Linked DNA regions of Homo sapiens: region 2 is linked to region 1. Evidence: chromatin loops called from intact Hi-C (ENCODE). Cell type or tissue: Caco-2. All regions are shown on one strand. Each heading gives the region's core, and the rest is flanking DNA. Links, peaks and the distances in the headings are about the cores only.

Evidence for each region. Hi-C counts contacts between places; a loop is a spot of excess contacts. Peaks named below come from ENCODE experiments on the same cell type or tissue, not always from the same donor. Only the 100,000 strongest peaks of a DNase experiment are listed, where the experiment ranks them.
Region 2: it touches region 1 in a loop (3-fold over the local background); 5 of 110 quality-filtered maps call a loop at or near these places.

Annotation. Positions count from the first base shown.
Region 1 is chr7:16,697,864-16,706,206 of GRCh38, reverse strand. BZW2 (basic leucine zipper and W2 domains 2) reads right to left here. Exons shown (of 12, transcript NM_014038.3): 10 at 8,021-8,159; 11 at 1,538-1,660; 12 at 1-147. The coding sequence ends at 119. Among named protein-coding and RNA genes, the nearest start is that of TSPAN13, 52 kb to the left of the region's middle. In Caco-2, for the core only: no CTCF peak of the experiment used is centred there; no DNase peak of the experiment used is centred there.
Region 2 is chr7:16,765,746-16,774,088 of GRCh38, reverse strand. All of the region lies in intron 1 of TSPAN13 (tetraspanin 13), which reads right to left. Among named protein-coding and RNA genes, the nearest start is that of TSPAN13, 16 kb to the right of the region's middle. In Caco-2, for the core only: no CTCF peak of the experiment used is centred there; a DNase peak (open chromatin) is centred at 3,239.

The DNA of each region.
Region 1 (8,343 bases), core at 275-8,274:
TATCCTATTTTTTTTTTCCTTTGCGAAAACAGAAGCCAAGTTTCTCTTCTCAAATGGTTCAGCATTCCCAATCAAAAAGTGGTGTGTGGTAACCTAGGTATTGTGCTTGTTGAGCCATTTAATTTTCCTCACCTTCCGATTCGGATTCTAGGAGAGAAGAAAGAAGTGAGATATTTCCTCCCAGATTCCTCTAATTAAGGTCAAAAGTTACTACAGTCACCAACCCAGAACCCTGCCATTGCACCAGCATACTTTTACCCTAGGCACCCATTATAAGGTAAAATAGTCACATGAGGGCAGATAGCAAACTCTTGCTCTTTTCTGCTTTCACGTAAATTTTGCCTGTCTAAAAATGCAACATGCATACATATACAAATACCTATAAATGAATACATTTTATATATATTAAATTTATACATATAAATTATATAAAAATTTGAATATATATAAAATTAAACAATATAACTTTTCTTCTTTGGATCACCTAAGATAAACTTTTTATTCTTTTTTTTTTTTTTTTTTGAGATGGAGTCTCACTCTGTTGCCCAGCCTGGAGTGCAGTGCTGTGATCTTGGCTCACTGCAACCTCCGCCTCCTGTGTTCATGCCATTCTCCTGCCTCAGCCTCCCGAGTAGCTGTGACTACAGGTGCCCACCACCATGCCCGGCTAATTTTTTATATTTTTAGTAGAGACACGGTTTCACTGTGTTAGGCAAGATGGTCTCGATCTCCCGACCTCATGATCTGCCCGCCTTGGCCTCCCAAAGTGCTGGGATTACAGGCGTGAGCCACCGTGCCTGGCCTGAACTTTTTATTCTTAATTGAATTCACTTTATTTATTTATTTATCGAGATGGAGTCTTGCTCTGTCATCCAGGCTGGCGTGCAGTGGCGCAATCTTGGCTCACTGCAACCTCTGCCTCCTGGTTCAAGTGGTTCTCCTGCCTCACCCTCCCGAGTACCTGGGACTACAGGCGTGAGCCACCATACCTGGCTAATTTTTTTGTGTTTTTAATAGAGACAGGGTTTCACTATGTTGGCCAGCCTGCTCTCAAACTCCTGACCTCAGGTGATCCACCCACCTCTGCTTCCCAAAGTGCTGGGATTACAGGTGTGAGCCACCACACCTGGCCTGAATTCACTCTTACTCATTATTATCCTTCCACTTTATATTTCCATTATTTAAAATTGCCAGTTAATTGGTAAAGGTGTCATAAAAATCTATAGAATTCCATAATGCGTGATTAAGCTAAATGTATTTTTCTCCTTTCACATCTACTAATCATTTCTTCCTTATTGTCCTCCATCAGAGTGGATAATTTAAGCATTTCATTTCTTTCTTTGTTTTTACATGTAGAGATTTTTATTGCCGTGATTTCAGAAAGGAAAGCTAAGATGTTGGCAAAATGTTTGATACGAAAGATAACTCTAGAATTTTAGTTTTAGAAAATCAAGTAAAATCTGTGGAAGAGGTAAATATTTTGACATATAATGAGACAGTGTTTAAAGGTCATCAATGTTTGTAAACAGAATCATACCTTCTTCTGCATTTTGTAACCACTCAACAAATTTCTTCATCTGGTCAAGAAAAACACTTTTGCCTTTAGCAACATGTGCTTCCTTATACCATTTCAGTATTGCTTCTTCGCTCAGAACATCAGCTGCAATTTTAAATCAAAGATTTCAAAGTTACTATACAAATGTCATGTTTCAAAACAACTTCATGTATTACAGTTTAATAGAAAGCAATCATTTTAAATATAAAGCATTCTGTTACTTATCAGAAGAGAGGAACCAAGTTGATTTTCATGTAGCATAGTGCCATATTTTGATAGCTTACTAAAGGCTTAAGTACTGATGATGATGATATACATCTTCTTAGGCATGATATAATGCAAGCCTATAGCTCACTACTAGGACTTGGAAATCTCTCACAGTGCTAATTTGCTGGTAGGAAATAGAATTGTTTTGTAATTTTGCAAATGAACCAGCAATTCCAGCATTTTAGAACATTTTGGGTCCTGCCAAGTTCAACCATATCTTGATTAAAGAGTAACCTCAAATGACCAGTGTCTTTTAAGGAGATTGGGATTTTCTTTTTTTAGGAGAAAAATGACAAAGGAAAAAAATGTAGATAGTATGCAATAATGATGTTAGCAATTAGATATAAAGAGGAACTTCTGGGCTATGTTGTGGGAGTAATACACACCTAAACTGAAGTTCTACACTTTCTCCATCACTAAATCACGACTTATTTTCCCACAGTATATCCCAAATTACAAGAGTAATATTTTTCCTCTACTACATTAAGACAAAATAGACATATTAGCTAATTTCCTACAGGTTTCTAAAAACAACAAAAAATGTTAACTATCTTTTGTCTAAAACTCTAAATTCCACAAATGTGCCTTGATATTCTCAACATAACATTAATTGAGAGTATTTAATGTTAAGAATAGGAAGGAGAATATAAAAATAAGTGTACATAGTCTCCCAATGTTCTAATGGGTTGTTCTAACATTCTTCTAATGTTCCAATGTTCTAATGGGTTGTTGTTTGGGAATCTGTAGTGGGAAACGAGACAGAAAACAGGTACAAAGCATTTATTATTGTCCCCGAGATGTGCTCAATTCATTACAAATACTGATAAAGCCATATAATGTTAATAAATTACTTTAATGATATCTTTTCAGTTAAAATATAATTTCAACTTATGAAAATGACAGAAACAATTTAATATTGTTTTCATTTAAAACATCACTGGTAGTTTCATAACAAAAACATTGGCTTTTTTTATTTTTAAAGAATTATTGGCTCTTGGAAAATGTTCTTGAATTAAATTGAAGAGGCTGAGCTGACTAAAATGAACATGATTTGTTTATGAAAATAAAAGGTTTTTTAAAAAAACATGTTTATTATCATCACTAAAAACATTACATTTTGCAAAGGAAGCAAGAAGTCTGGATTTACTTATAGAGCCTGGATGTAAGAGCTACAATCAGGGGTCCTGTAGACTTATTCTTAGCTTCTAGTTATTTTAGCTCTTTGTTTCCAGCTCTCCACTGAGATAAAAGAAATTTCTACCAGCCATCAGAGCCTAATTGTCATAGAGCTGAGGAGCAGGCAGTTGTGTCCCGAGGAAGTGACCTGTTATTGTGTAAGACTGCCTTGCAGAGACTTTTAAAGAACATTAACAGGGATTTTAAAAGACCCTTTTATATAACTTGTAAATTATCTTTAAGATGCTTATGATTAGATCAGTAATTATCAAACTGTTTGGATCATGTCTTCCTGCCTGTAGGATAATTTTGAGCATATACACCCAACATATGTATATTTTTGAGTTTATAAATTATATTCATGCACTATTAAACTATCATTATTAATGTTCTGCACAAACAATATAATTTTAAACTGTGACAAACATGGAAAGGAGAATTGTTTTTTTTCTCCACACCTTAATGAATTGAGGATGATACAAAGTACAGGTTGGAAAGCTGATGTAGACTGCAGTTTAGTGATACTATTTGTCTGAGCTTTCCTTTTGAAGGTTGAGAGCACATTCCTGTGTTTTATTGCCTCACAGAGGCTGAAGGAGACCATGCAACTACTAAAATGCTTGTCAATGTCAGTGCTTGTGAAAAGCACACTAAATGATAGGTAAAACCTATCAAATGCATTGTTTATTGCAAATCTTGTGCCTTGATATTCTTAAGTTACCATTAATTGAGAATATTTAATGTTAAGAATAGGAAGGAGAATTTAAAATAAGTCTACATATTAACGGCGCAATGTGGAGTTCTTAGAAGAACCCAGGGTAGTAACAACTACTTGCTGAAAGATCAAACTTCTAGTACCAGAGAATTATTAATTAAAAGCTACTGAAGTATCTACACAGAGCACCATATGAGGCAAAGTATGAACATCGAAGAGTTTAAGAAGAAATTAAACTTCTATTTAGTGAAAGGAAAGGTCTGAAAAGGAAGGAACTCCTTGAGGGACAAAGAATTCAGACAATTTTTTCCCTCACTAAGGATAAAGTAGGGAAAAGAGTTAATTAAAACTGAGAAACCATTTTTGGTGGGATATTTCATAAATGCCTATTAGGAATATAGAATAACAGTAAAAGACAGTAAGAAAGGAAGACATTGTATGATGGCACATAGAGACTGGAATATATGTTTTCCCCTTCTATCTGGCCAACTTCTTCATAATGTCTGGTGAGATACATGTACCTTGAGAGCCTTCACTTCTCCCCCTCCAAATTACCTTTAACAAGTTAGGTGCCCTCCCTCTGTGGTCCTATCCCTTCTGACACCCTCTGTGTGAGGCTTATTTCAGCAATTGACATGGTGAGTGTAATTCTTTGTTTTCTTCTACATCCTGAAATTCAGGAAGTCAGGGACTATATTTTGTTCATCTCATTTCCAGCATTTAATGAAAGACCTGCCCTATAGTATCGATTCAACACACGTTTAAGGAATAAATTTGTTAACTTGATGAGAAAAAATAAATATTTCTCAATTTGTAGAGTTCTAATGTATTCATGAGGATCGAAGAGACAATACTGTAAAAGTGGCTTGAGAACTGCTAAATTTTAGATCATGTTAGTTATTTAGAAACTTAGTCTGAAACTATGTCACTTGAAACTCTTGAAATTCAGAAATTTTTTTATTAGGAATGTCACATAGGGACACAAGTCAAAAATAATTTACCCTAAGAATGCTGGGAATATATGCTGAGAAGGGCACTCACCCTTTTTTAGAACTAGAATAAAAAACTCCTTTTAGAAAAATTTGCATGCAGGATAGAATTTAACCTAAAAAATTTCTGCAAACAAGAAAACCCATGATAGAGATAATAACAGTACTTGACAAGGTAGTTTTACACATTTTAGACCATGCTGAGTCTATGGGACTTATCTTCAGGGAAAAAAGAAGAGAAAATTATTTTTAAAAGTCAATAATGTGATGCTTGAAAGTTAGCAATGGATTTACTGTTTCTTACTACCTTAAAAATATGCAAATCTAGATTTTAATACAGAGAGTCTTTGCAAAATGACCCATCACCACTTTTTTCTTTGCTGACTAGCATTATTTAGTTTATTTGCTTTTATTCCACTGTTATTTATGTAAAAGATTTATAAATCTTTCAATAATGATATTCAATTAAGTAATTAGATTTGCCAAGGGGGACATGGCTAATCATATGCCCAAGTTTCTGCTATCATCAAGTTCTGGACATGTTGGGAAAGGGGAGGTGTGTGTGTGTCCATGTATATGTTTGTGTGTGCTCTGTGTGTCAGAGAGAGATAAAAATGAAAATTAAAATGGAGCAACGGTTTCCATTACATTTTAAAAACTTGTTTTAGAGCACTACGTTCCTTATGACAAACAAAAGGAATCCACAGAAACTTGGTAAAAGAAGCAGAGAAGACACTACTCCATATGTGTAAAATGTGGGTATGTACATGAAATCAAAGGTAAGTATAATCTTGAACATGTCACTGGAGTTCATAGCATCTGTTGCTTCTTGAATGCTATACACTTTACACCAGTGGTCCTGGTACAACAGTCAGAGCATCAGCTTGGAAACTTGTTAAAATGAAAATTCTCAGGCCCAACCCTGGCCCTACTGAATCAGAATCTCTGGGGGAGCTGTGTTTTATAACAAGCTCTCTGGGTAATTCTTAGGCATATTAGGAAAGGAGTGCTTTAACACTCACTGTTTACTAAGTCTCCCTCTAGGCATATAAAACACGGAATGAGAGCATCCAAATCTTTACAGAAACAAATCAAATACATGTCTCCTGGTGCACAAGTGTTTGGTGGACAAAATAAGGTGAAAGTAAAAATCTGGCAAAAAAGAGACAAGATGGTAAACATAGTTAACACAGTAACGCTCTTAACGGTGGTATGGAACAATCATTCCTCAGGGATTGCATGTTCTCCAGAGAAAACATGGAATCATTTCACTTAAGAAAACAGACTATATATATCATTCTGTGGAAAATTACAAAATTACCTAGAAAATGGTATTGAAAATGTTAGTTCAGTGATGTGTTTTAGGTTTACATTTTTAAAAAAGTTTCCCAATTTCATTTCCAAAAATAACTAAGGCAGAAATAAAATTGATGTTGACACTCACCCTTCCTGTGTTCCCTGGGGCCAGGTCATACTTGCCACAGACCTCACTAACTTTAGGTTATTTAAACGCTGATTACCTAGTTAATCAATGAGCCTAAGAGCTCATGCCTCTTCTTTTTACTTCCTAGTGCTTACTTCTTGAGTTATTTTCTAATTTCAGGTCATACTGACCCTTAGCATCTGGGGCTGATGAAGAAGAAAAAACTCAAAGTAGCCAGTTTTACTACCTGTCAGTAGTTGTTATAAGAAGTCTAAGTCTAAAGGAAAAGGAGGTTGGCATTAGTGGTTAAAATGAGAAATCTGAAGGATTTTAATAGTTCATGTGCCACCTAGATGTCATTTCCCGTAACAATGGGTTTGCTGATTCTTTGTGATTTCATTACAATAATACGATAGGGTGCTCCTGAAGATGAGACTCCGACAACGATGTCTCAGTTAAAAAAAAAAATTGGTGAGAAACACTGGTTGGGTTATCTTTTATATGACAAGAAAGCAAACTATGTTCAGGTAACTAACTAGTTTACGAACAGTTTGGTTTTCCGTAGTGGAAAAAATTGACCACCCTCAAAACAAATGTGAAACCTGTCCCATAGGTCTCTCTGCCAGTTTTACAAATGGAGCCAGCTGTGGCCACAGAAGGTTGGGCCCCACTTCTCGTTCTTGGCTGCTGGGTACCATCTATGAATTGGTAACATGGCTTGCAGGTTTGGTTCTGATGGGTGGATCACTTTGGGTATCATTGGGTGGGGCCTAGTTTTAGGACACTGCTATCTTATGACTAAATCCAAGAAGACCCAACTCAGGTCTGGTTGGAGAAAATACCAATTACTGAACTTCAAGTGGCAATGGGTGGCCATCATATTTTCCTCCTGACTATTATAATTGTTGCTGAATACCTCTGTGCCCTGAAAAAGTAAAATATCACCCAAACACTTGTGGACAAGATTCATTCATTTGAGGAATCTACGTGGCCAATAAAAATTCATTGTGAAATGCTATTAAGCATTTTTAAAAGAGCTATTATTTATCTAAAACCTTTATTTTCCAAATTCCCAAGATATAATTCAAAAGAGACAAATTTAGGAACACATGAAAGGGAAAATAAACATTTGGCTGGTATTATTTTAACTTTTCTGATATGATATTTATGAACATAATAACATAAAATAAACATGTTATAATGTTCAAAATGTACCACTTCTTAAGTGTTCCTTTTTCTCCCTCACAAAACTACATAAATGTAGGCCCAAAAAATAGCCTAGGACATTTCTGTATGCTGTAGGTATACAGATTGGGATCGGTTAAAACCTTTAGCATTCATATTTTAGTGCCAGTTGTCATAGCAACCTAATCCTTATAAATACAATGAAAAGACAGTAAATGTGAAAACCTAAAAATAGCCATTCCCTTGGAAAACAGGAGAATGGCTGGGCCAAGTAACTAAAATACAAAGTAAAAAGGCTAATTACTTCAGTAATTTTAAAGTCAGATTTATGGTACCTAAAAGAGTCTGAACATAATATATATACTATTTTGATAATCATTGTTATTAGAGCTAATCCTTACAATTCAAAAACAGGCTCAATTTTATATAATTACATTTTTTTTCCACCAACCCCAAGAAACAATTACCAGTTCATCTACCAATGAGAAGTGCCCAGGGGCCTAAGCAGGGTTTCCAAGGCAACGCATATATGGCGTGTATGCCTCCTCTCTCTACATGGTATGGTTGCCTCAATAAAACTTTCACAAATTAGCATCTTGCTGTCCCTCTCTAAACAGAGCCCCATGACCTCCTCTGCCTCATTGCCTGCTCTGCCTCTCAAAGAGCTTCAGCAAAACACAGAAGCACAGCAGTGGCACGTGGATGGATACCTTTATAAAAGAGAACCACAATCTTCTGAAAGGCTTTCATGAAATGGATGTTGTCGTAGCAGTATTCCTGAACCTTCTGGAGGAGGATCAGCTCTGACTGGCCTTGGGAGCTGAACACGGCCAGCAGGGGAGCATATTGCTAGAACAGAAGTGGAGAGTAAAAGCCGTCACTTGCGTGGGAGGTACAGAGCCGACACTGCTGGAACTATAACAGTAACCTGGAGGGTTGCTTAGAAAAGACTGACTTTCAGGATTGACACCTTTTATCATCATATTGTGCCCAATGGGGTGAGGGGAACAGAACAGTAGGAACAAAGCAGTAT
Region 2 (8,343 bases), core at 136-8,135, 68 kb before region 1:
GGGATAAGGCCCACTCACATGATGGAAGGTAATAGGATTTAAAGTCAACTGATTGTAAATGTTAGTCACATCTACAAATATTTTTGCGGCAACATCTAGACTAGTGCTTGACCAAACAACTGGGCACCACAGCCTAGCCAAGTTCACATATAAAATCAACCATCACATTTGCCAACACCCAAGTCCTGGGTGTGATGCATATATCCTAATTCAGTTAAATTCACCAGAAGAATTACATTGTATCTTTTAAGTCTTAGAGCCAAAAAAGATAAGAAGCATGAATAAGAGTATTACTAATAAAATTCTTCTAACCCCATAGTTCTTTAAGATCTTTAAAAGATTCTTTAAATCCTTTTGGGAATTATACTACATCCTTACTATATTACTGAAATCCTTAAATATGAGAATATTAAAAGTTACACCTGCTTAAATAGTAAATTAAAAGTTAATTATTCACCGACAAGTACTTGATGCTATGTGCTAAAAGCCAGAGACAAGACATCCCTATTAGAACAGGGCTTGGCAAACTTTCTCTGCAAACGGCCAGATATTTATTATCAGGCTTTGCAGATCACATGGTCTCTGCCACAACTACCCAACTCTGCCCCTGTACACAAAAGCAGTGACAGACAATATGTAAACAAATGAGCAGGCAGGGCTGTGTTCCAATAACTATTTATACATACCAAAATTTGAATTCATATAATTTTAATGCATCACAAAATATCATTCCTCCTTTTTTTTTTTTTTTAACATTCAAAAATGTGAAACCATTCTAAGTTAGCAGGCTGTACAAAAATAGTCAATGAGATGGATCTGGCTGTGGGCTGTAGTTTTCGGACCCCTGCTCTAGAAGTCGGTATAGAAGAGAATGAAAAATTACAATAGGACAAATAATCAAATAATTGCTAACCGCCCCCCCCCAAGATTTTTTATAAGGCGAGTAAGAGTATAGAACAATAATCTCCCCCTGACACACAAAAAAATTCAGATAAACAGAATAGCCCAGCTGACCCCTCTGTGAATATAATCTTCAGTAGTAAAAGAATAAGTATTTATTATTTATTTATTTTTTATTTTATTTTATTTTTTGGAGACAGAGTTTTGCTCTCTCACCCGGGCTGGAGTGCAGTGGCGCAATTTCGGCTCACTGCGACCTCCACCTCCCGCGTTCAAGTGATTCTCCCACCTCAGCCTTCCCAGTAGCTGGGATTACAGGCATATGCCACCACGTCCAGCTAATTTTTGTATTTTTAGTAGAGACGGGGTTTCACCATGTTGGCCAGGCTGGTCTCGAACTCCTGACCTCAGGTGATCCACCTGCCTCGGCCTCCCAAATTGCTGGGATTACAGGCATGAGCCACCGCGCCCGGCCAAGGATAAACATTATCTTATGTGGTAAAAGATGGAACTAAATTAAGGATCTTTAAAGGAGGTGCTTATCCTAGATTATGAGGTGGGCCCTAAATGTCATAACAGGTATCCTTAAGAGAGAGGCACAGGGAAATTAGAGAGAGACACACACAATGTAGAAAGTGACATAAAAAAAAGAGGCAGAGACTAATGCAGCCACAAGGAATGCCAGCAGCCACCAGAAAATGGAAGACGCAAGAACAGATTCTCCCCCAGGTCCCTGAGAGAGCCTGACTCTGTGGACACCTTGATTTTGGACTTCTGGTCTCCAGGACTGTGAGGGGATAAATTTCTGTTATTTTGAGTCACCATGTTCGTGGTAATTTGCTACAGCAGTCCTAGAAAAGAAATACAGAACAATTCACCTATTTGGAGTTTGACAAATCAGGAACCTCTCACTGTTATAGAACCTGCCTGGAATTTTACCATCAGTGGAATCCTTATCATGTAGCTGGGGTGAAGTGTTCTGGTACCCTCATGGGCATCCTCGCCGCAAAGCAAATACATTATCTGCATCATCGTTTCGGCAAAATGAGGAAACTCTTCAATGCTCACTCAGTTGCCAACTAATAGGCTCATTAATAATGAGAATCTATTAATGTAAATGTAAAGAAAAGATCTCTACAACCAAAAAGAGGGGAGAAAACACTATTTAGTTCTCAGATTAGGCTTTATGCTATTATTGAGAATGTTATCTAGAATATTCACAAGTACCTCTGTTCTGGTTTTTTTCTTTTCCTGCAGATAGAGGCAAAAAAGAGGCTGCTTCCTTCTACATAACCCTCTGTCAAGGGCATTCCTCACCAAGTTGATTCTGCTGTGTCTTCAATATAGTTTTCAGTCTACCCTAATTACCACTACCAGGCAGTCCTCTAAAACCATCAAAGAGGGTTTCCTATCGCTGCTTTTGCAAATTAACACAAGTGTAGTGGCTTAAAATAACACAAATGTATTGCCTTACAGTTCTGGAGGCTGTGTTGGTCAGGTTGTACTCCTGAAAGCTCCAGAGGGAGAATCTGTTTCCTTGCTTCGTCTAGTTTCTGAGGGTTTTCTGCATTCCTTGGCATATAACCCCTTCCTCTGTCTTCAAAGCCAGGAGCATATCATGTTCAAACCCCTCAAATATGCACATCATTTTTTGACTCTGACCCTCTTTCCTCCCTCTTCCAAGGACCTGTGTGATTCCATAAAGCTCACCCAGATAATCCAGAATAATCTCCCCATCTCAAGATTCTTCATTTAATCACATCTTCAAAGTCCTTTTAGTTATGTAAAGTAACGTGTTTGTAGGTTTCAAGGATTAGGATATGAACGACTTTTTGGAGTGTGTGGTTATTTAGCCCACCACAGAGGGTTCTTGGAACATGGGCAACTGAGCTACCACAGAATCCTTTCAGCTACAAATATTTTAAAACACTGAAAAGACTGTAACATTTTATTTAAATACGTAAGTGAGCACAGAAAAACTATGGGAAATTCCTACAGGTCAGAAATGAAAGGAGAATCGAAAGCTAGAACTGTAAGCATACAGCTGGTGCTGTGGGGTCCCATGAGCAGGTGGGGAAGGAGTTCCTGGATCAGAACAGTCCCTAACGGGAAAGGATTTAGGTTTCATAGCAGAGCTAGGAAGTGGAACTGAGACCCTTGCATAACTGGGATCTCCAAAAAGCTGTATTTTCAGTGTCAGGGGTTAGAGAAAAACCACAACAACCTATCCAGAAAGAGAGCAAAGACTTTTCAGTCTCTTCAAAAAGTTTTCAAGAAAGAGAAACACGAGCCTATCAAACAAGAGCCTATCATGCCCATGCTTGCAGTCTAAGAGTACACTGCCTCAGGCATGCAGGAATCCTCAAGACAAACAATTCAAATAAAAGCTGATTACAAGAGGTGACGGCATTTGGGGGAGAAAAGCTCATAAACGCATATCCAAAATTTGCTCAGGAGGGACCCTTCCAAATCCCAGCCCTTACAGGATTCCCAAAGAAAAAAATAAAAACATTGCTGCCAATCAAAAAATCACAAAATGACTAAGAAAAAAATTTACCATGAGAGAGATATGACAAATATAACAAAAGAAGGATAAAAGCTCCCAAGAACTTGAGATGACAGAACTAACTGAAGGAGACTAAAACAAAATATTTTAAACTGACTAAAAAGATAAAAGGGGGCTGGGCGCGGTGGCTCACGCCTGTAATCCCAACACTTTGGGAGGCCGAAGCGGGTGGATCACTTGAGGTCAGTTGTTCAAGAGCAGTCTGGCCAACATGGTGAAACTCTGTCTCTACCAAAATATTTTTTAAAAAATAGCCGGGTGTGATGGTGGGCACCTGTAATCCCAGCTACTTGGGAGGCTGAAGCAGGAGAATCACTTGAACCCGAGAGGCAGAGGCTGCAGTGAGCCGAGATTGTGCCACTGCACTCCAGCCTGGGCAACAGAGTGAGACTCCATTTCAAAAATAATAATAATAATAAAATAATAAAATAAAAAATATTAAACAGAAAAATAAAAAGATAAAAGGGGAATAAAAACTATTTTAAAAACCCATATTTTTAAAAATGCAAACTTAAAAAAGAGTCACATAAAACAAACCCAATGGTAGGAGAAAGAAGAGAAACTTACAATAGAAAGAATACATAAAGCTTCATTAAAGGAGAGAAAAGTAACAGCCCTTGGCAAAATTATTTAAGAGAAAGGTTAATAATAAATCCTTCCAAATTTTTAAACTGATAAATACCGATCAAAAAGCCAAAGCAAAAATCACACTCAGTGACAAAAGATAGGAAAGATTATTCTAGCTAATGGTAAGATAAAAATAAATCATAAACATTTTCTCCAAAATTCAGGAATAAGACAGGGTGTGGACTTTCACCACATCTATTCAGCATTGTGGTGGGGTTTTAGACAACTAAGTGTAAATACAAAATAACAATGGGAGGAGAGAAACACAGCTTTCATTATTCAAAAATTATTAGGAGCATCTACAAAGGAAATCCAAAAAATCAAAAAAAAATTAAAATTGGTAAGAACCAGCAAAGTTGCTAGAAACAGAATCAATACACAAAAATCAACAACATGCTGATGCACCAAAAAAAATTTTTTTCACATACTTTTTAGGATATAATTTGTAATATACCCCCAAAATATAAGATATATATGAAGAAATCCAACAAAAGTAGTCCAAGATCTTCATGAAGAAAATTGTGAAATGTATTTGAAGAACATGAAAGAAGACCTAAAATAAACAAAGAGATAAAGAAGATTAAGGAGAAAAGCTTGTATCTGCTGCACTTTTTCTTAGCCCAGCTGCACTGTCACCAGAACCATGAAGAAGAAATGCTCCTGGTGGCAAATCAGTCCTGTCAGTGGTTCAATCTAACTGTCCTGAATGCCACCCTTGTTGTTGTTTTCACCCATGTCTGCAAAACTTGAGCCTGACTCTACATATTTTGGATATATTTCTTTTTTTTAAAGTAAAATTAAATAGATTTTAAAAATTTAAAAACTAAATAAGTTAAAAACCATCTAACAAATATCAGAACCTATTATAATGGCCAGGCACAGTGGCTCATGCGTGTAATCCTAGCACTTTGGGAAGCCAAGGCGGGATGATCACTTGAGGTCAGGAGTTCGAGACCAGCCTGGCCAACATAGTGAAACCCTGTCTCTACTAGAAATACAAAAATCAGCCAGAAATAGCTTGAACCCAGGAGGCAGAGTTTGCAGTGAGCCAAGATCACGCCACTGCACTCCACCCTGGGTGACAGAGCAAGACTCTGTCTCAAAAAAAATAAAATAAGAGATATGACAAATACCTCATTTTAATGGTTCAGTCGTTAAAGCAGGTAACTGATACAGATCTAAATAAGCCAGCAGCATAGTCTTTGAGAGAGGCAAAATTCTAAGTCAGCAGAGAAAGAGTAGACTTTAATAAGTAGCCTTGTGACAACCACCTTCTCATTTTGAAAACTGATATTATTAATCCCTACCTCAAACCATAAACTCTACTTTAAGCACAACTTAAAAGTATAGAAAATATTTTAATGACTTTGTGGGTAAGGAAAAATTTCTTTGAAACAAGTTTCCAAAAATGCGCATATAACACTGACATGGCATTTACTCTGTTTAAGAAAGTATTATAAGGGTTTTACATTTATTAACTAATTTAATCTTCACAAAAACCCTAAGAGGTAGGTACTGTTGCTTCCATTTTCCAGATGGGAAAAGCTGTGCACAGAGTGAGATGTTAAGTAACTTGCCCAAGGTTAGACAGTAAGGAAGGGATAGAGCTGGGATATGAACCCAGGCTACCTGGCTGTAGATCTGTGTTTTTACCTGCCGTACCATCCAACCTGTTACAAATTTAAACTTCTGTACTGTACAGTGAAAAATACGAGACAAATGTGAGAGACACCTAGGACTAGGAGAATATATTTCCAGCACACATATTAAAAAATGCCTACAGGCCAGGTGCGGTGGCTCACGCCTGTAATCCCAGCACTTTGGAAGGCCAAGGCAGGCGGATCACCTTAGGTCAGGAGTTCAAGACCAGCCTGGCTAACATGGTAAAACCCCATTTCTACTAAAAATACAAAAAATTAGCTGGGCGTGGTGGCACCCGCCTGTAATCCCAGCTACTCGGGAGGCTGAGGCAGGAGAATCGCTTGAACCTGGGAGGAGGAGGTTGCAGTGGGCCGAGATGGTGCCACTGCACTTCAGCTTGGGCAACAAGAGCGATACTCCATCTCAAAAGTAAAAATAAAAATAAATAAAAAATAAAAATGAATACAAATGAACTTAAGACAAAAAGCAAACTGAAAAGTGGTGAAAGGTAGTAAGAGTCAATTCACTGAAGAAGAATTTGAAAGGCCAATCAACACATGAAAAATGTTAAATCACATCAAAAATCAGGGAAACAAAAATTAAAACAAGGAAATACCATCTCACATGCACTAGACTGGCAAAAACTAAGCCTGATGACACCAAGAATGTAAAGAACCTAAAACTTGTGTACAAGTAGGAATATAAATTGTTGTAGCTACTTTATATAACAAATTAACACCACCTAGGAAAATTATATGTATCCCTTACTACCCCAGCAATTCTGTTTCTAGGTTAATCCCCAAGAGAACACCTATGTACCCAACTAGATATATACCAGGATTCTACCACAACCTTGTTTGTTACAGTAAAAAATTAAAAACATTTTCAAACATCACGACTAGGGAATTCACAGACTCTGGTGTGATCACACAATAGAATACAAATGATTTTTATCTATTTCTATTAAATTGACAAATTTCAAAAAAATGTAAAGGAAATCAGACAAGTTGCATAAATACAGATAAAACATACCATTTATATAAATTTTCAAACACAAAAAACAATACTATATGTTATTTGTAGATAATTAATGTATATAATATATGACATTGTCATACACATTCATGGAAGTGACAGATCTTGATTTCAGAACAGTGACTACCTTTGAGAGGGGAAAATGGGAAAGGGACTGGAGAGTTGGCCTTTAGCTACAGAGTAACATTTAACTTCTTAAAAGAGAGATTAGCTGGGTTCAGTGGTGTGCCTATAGTCTCAACAGTAGCTGGGACTTGGGAGGCCGAGACAGACTGCTTGAGCCCAGGAGTCCTGGGCTGCAGTGCGTTGTGACTGCACTTGGGAATAGCCACTGCACTCCAGCCTGGGCAACAAAGAGAATCCTCATCTCGAAAGAGAGAGAGAAAAAAAACACTGGCATATGTGAAATGTATAAAGCCAGTGAGTTCACAGGGGTCTACCATATTATTTCCTGAGCATATGAAATTTCCTAATTAAAACTAGCCTTGAAAAATGTAACACCCCCTTCTTACTAAGTCACCAATTCTAAATTCTTCTGCTTTGCATTCCTCTGTAAATTGGTCTAACTTTCCTCATTCAGCCTTAGCTCCCACTATCTCCCAAACCCAGCTACTTAAATCTAGACATTCTCACTTGTCTCTCAGATATTTCACCTCAATCCCCATCTATGCATATTCAAGAGCAGTCCACATTCCCTCCTATAATTTGTTCCAATTTAGGAAAGAGGAGGCTTGGGAATGAAGGTGGTATACAACTGAAGGCAACAGGCAGTAAGTTGCTGATTCTCCACACGTTTGTAACAAAAGGCAATGCTCTAGGTCCATCACACTCAGATGGTTTCAAAAGTGAACCAAGACACTGCCCTATCCCATTTTCATGCCCAACTCCTAGATGCACATATGCACACACATGCACACGCAAATACACATTCTCATTTGTAAGGGCCATTCCCAAAGGTGAAAGAAAACATAGAATCAACTGTCCAATCCAAAACAAATTTTGCACTTATTACAGCAACAGCGAAACTGTACATCATAAACTTGTTTGTGCTAATCAATTTTCTAATGAACACCCAAAAATATGTTGGATTTTTTCATTTAAAAAGCTAAAAACAATGTGTTTTCTTGTGTATGACTGGTGTTTCTAACACATTATTTTAAAAATCCCCCAAATACCCAAGTTAACTTTTAAAATTATAACACCTAAAGACTTATAATATGCCTCTAATGAGATCTGATTATCAGTGTATCCTTAACTTTACTAAAAAGGAGACTTTTAAAGATAATAGTAAAACAATTTATTTCTCAGTAGTGATAATTATGTGTTATGGCTGGTTTGTAATTGTGAAGAGAACAAGATTATATGAGGTCTTCCAAACCAGTGATCTAAAAATTGTTGATTCAAACAGTTAACTCTAACAGCATAATTAAAAAGCCTAGGTTTGTCACTAGAACTTGCTAGACAAAGGAACTCCAAAGAATCTTTTGTTCTATTATAATAACAGTTTCCTTATGAAATCAACTGGAATAGAAAGTAAATGTACACCTATGACAGTTTCCTTCCCTTTGGGAGAC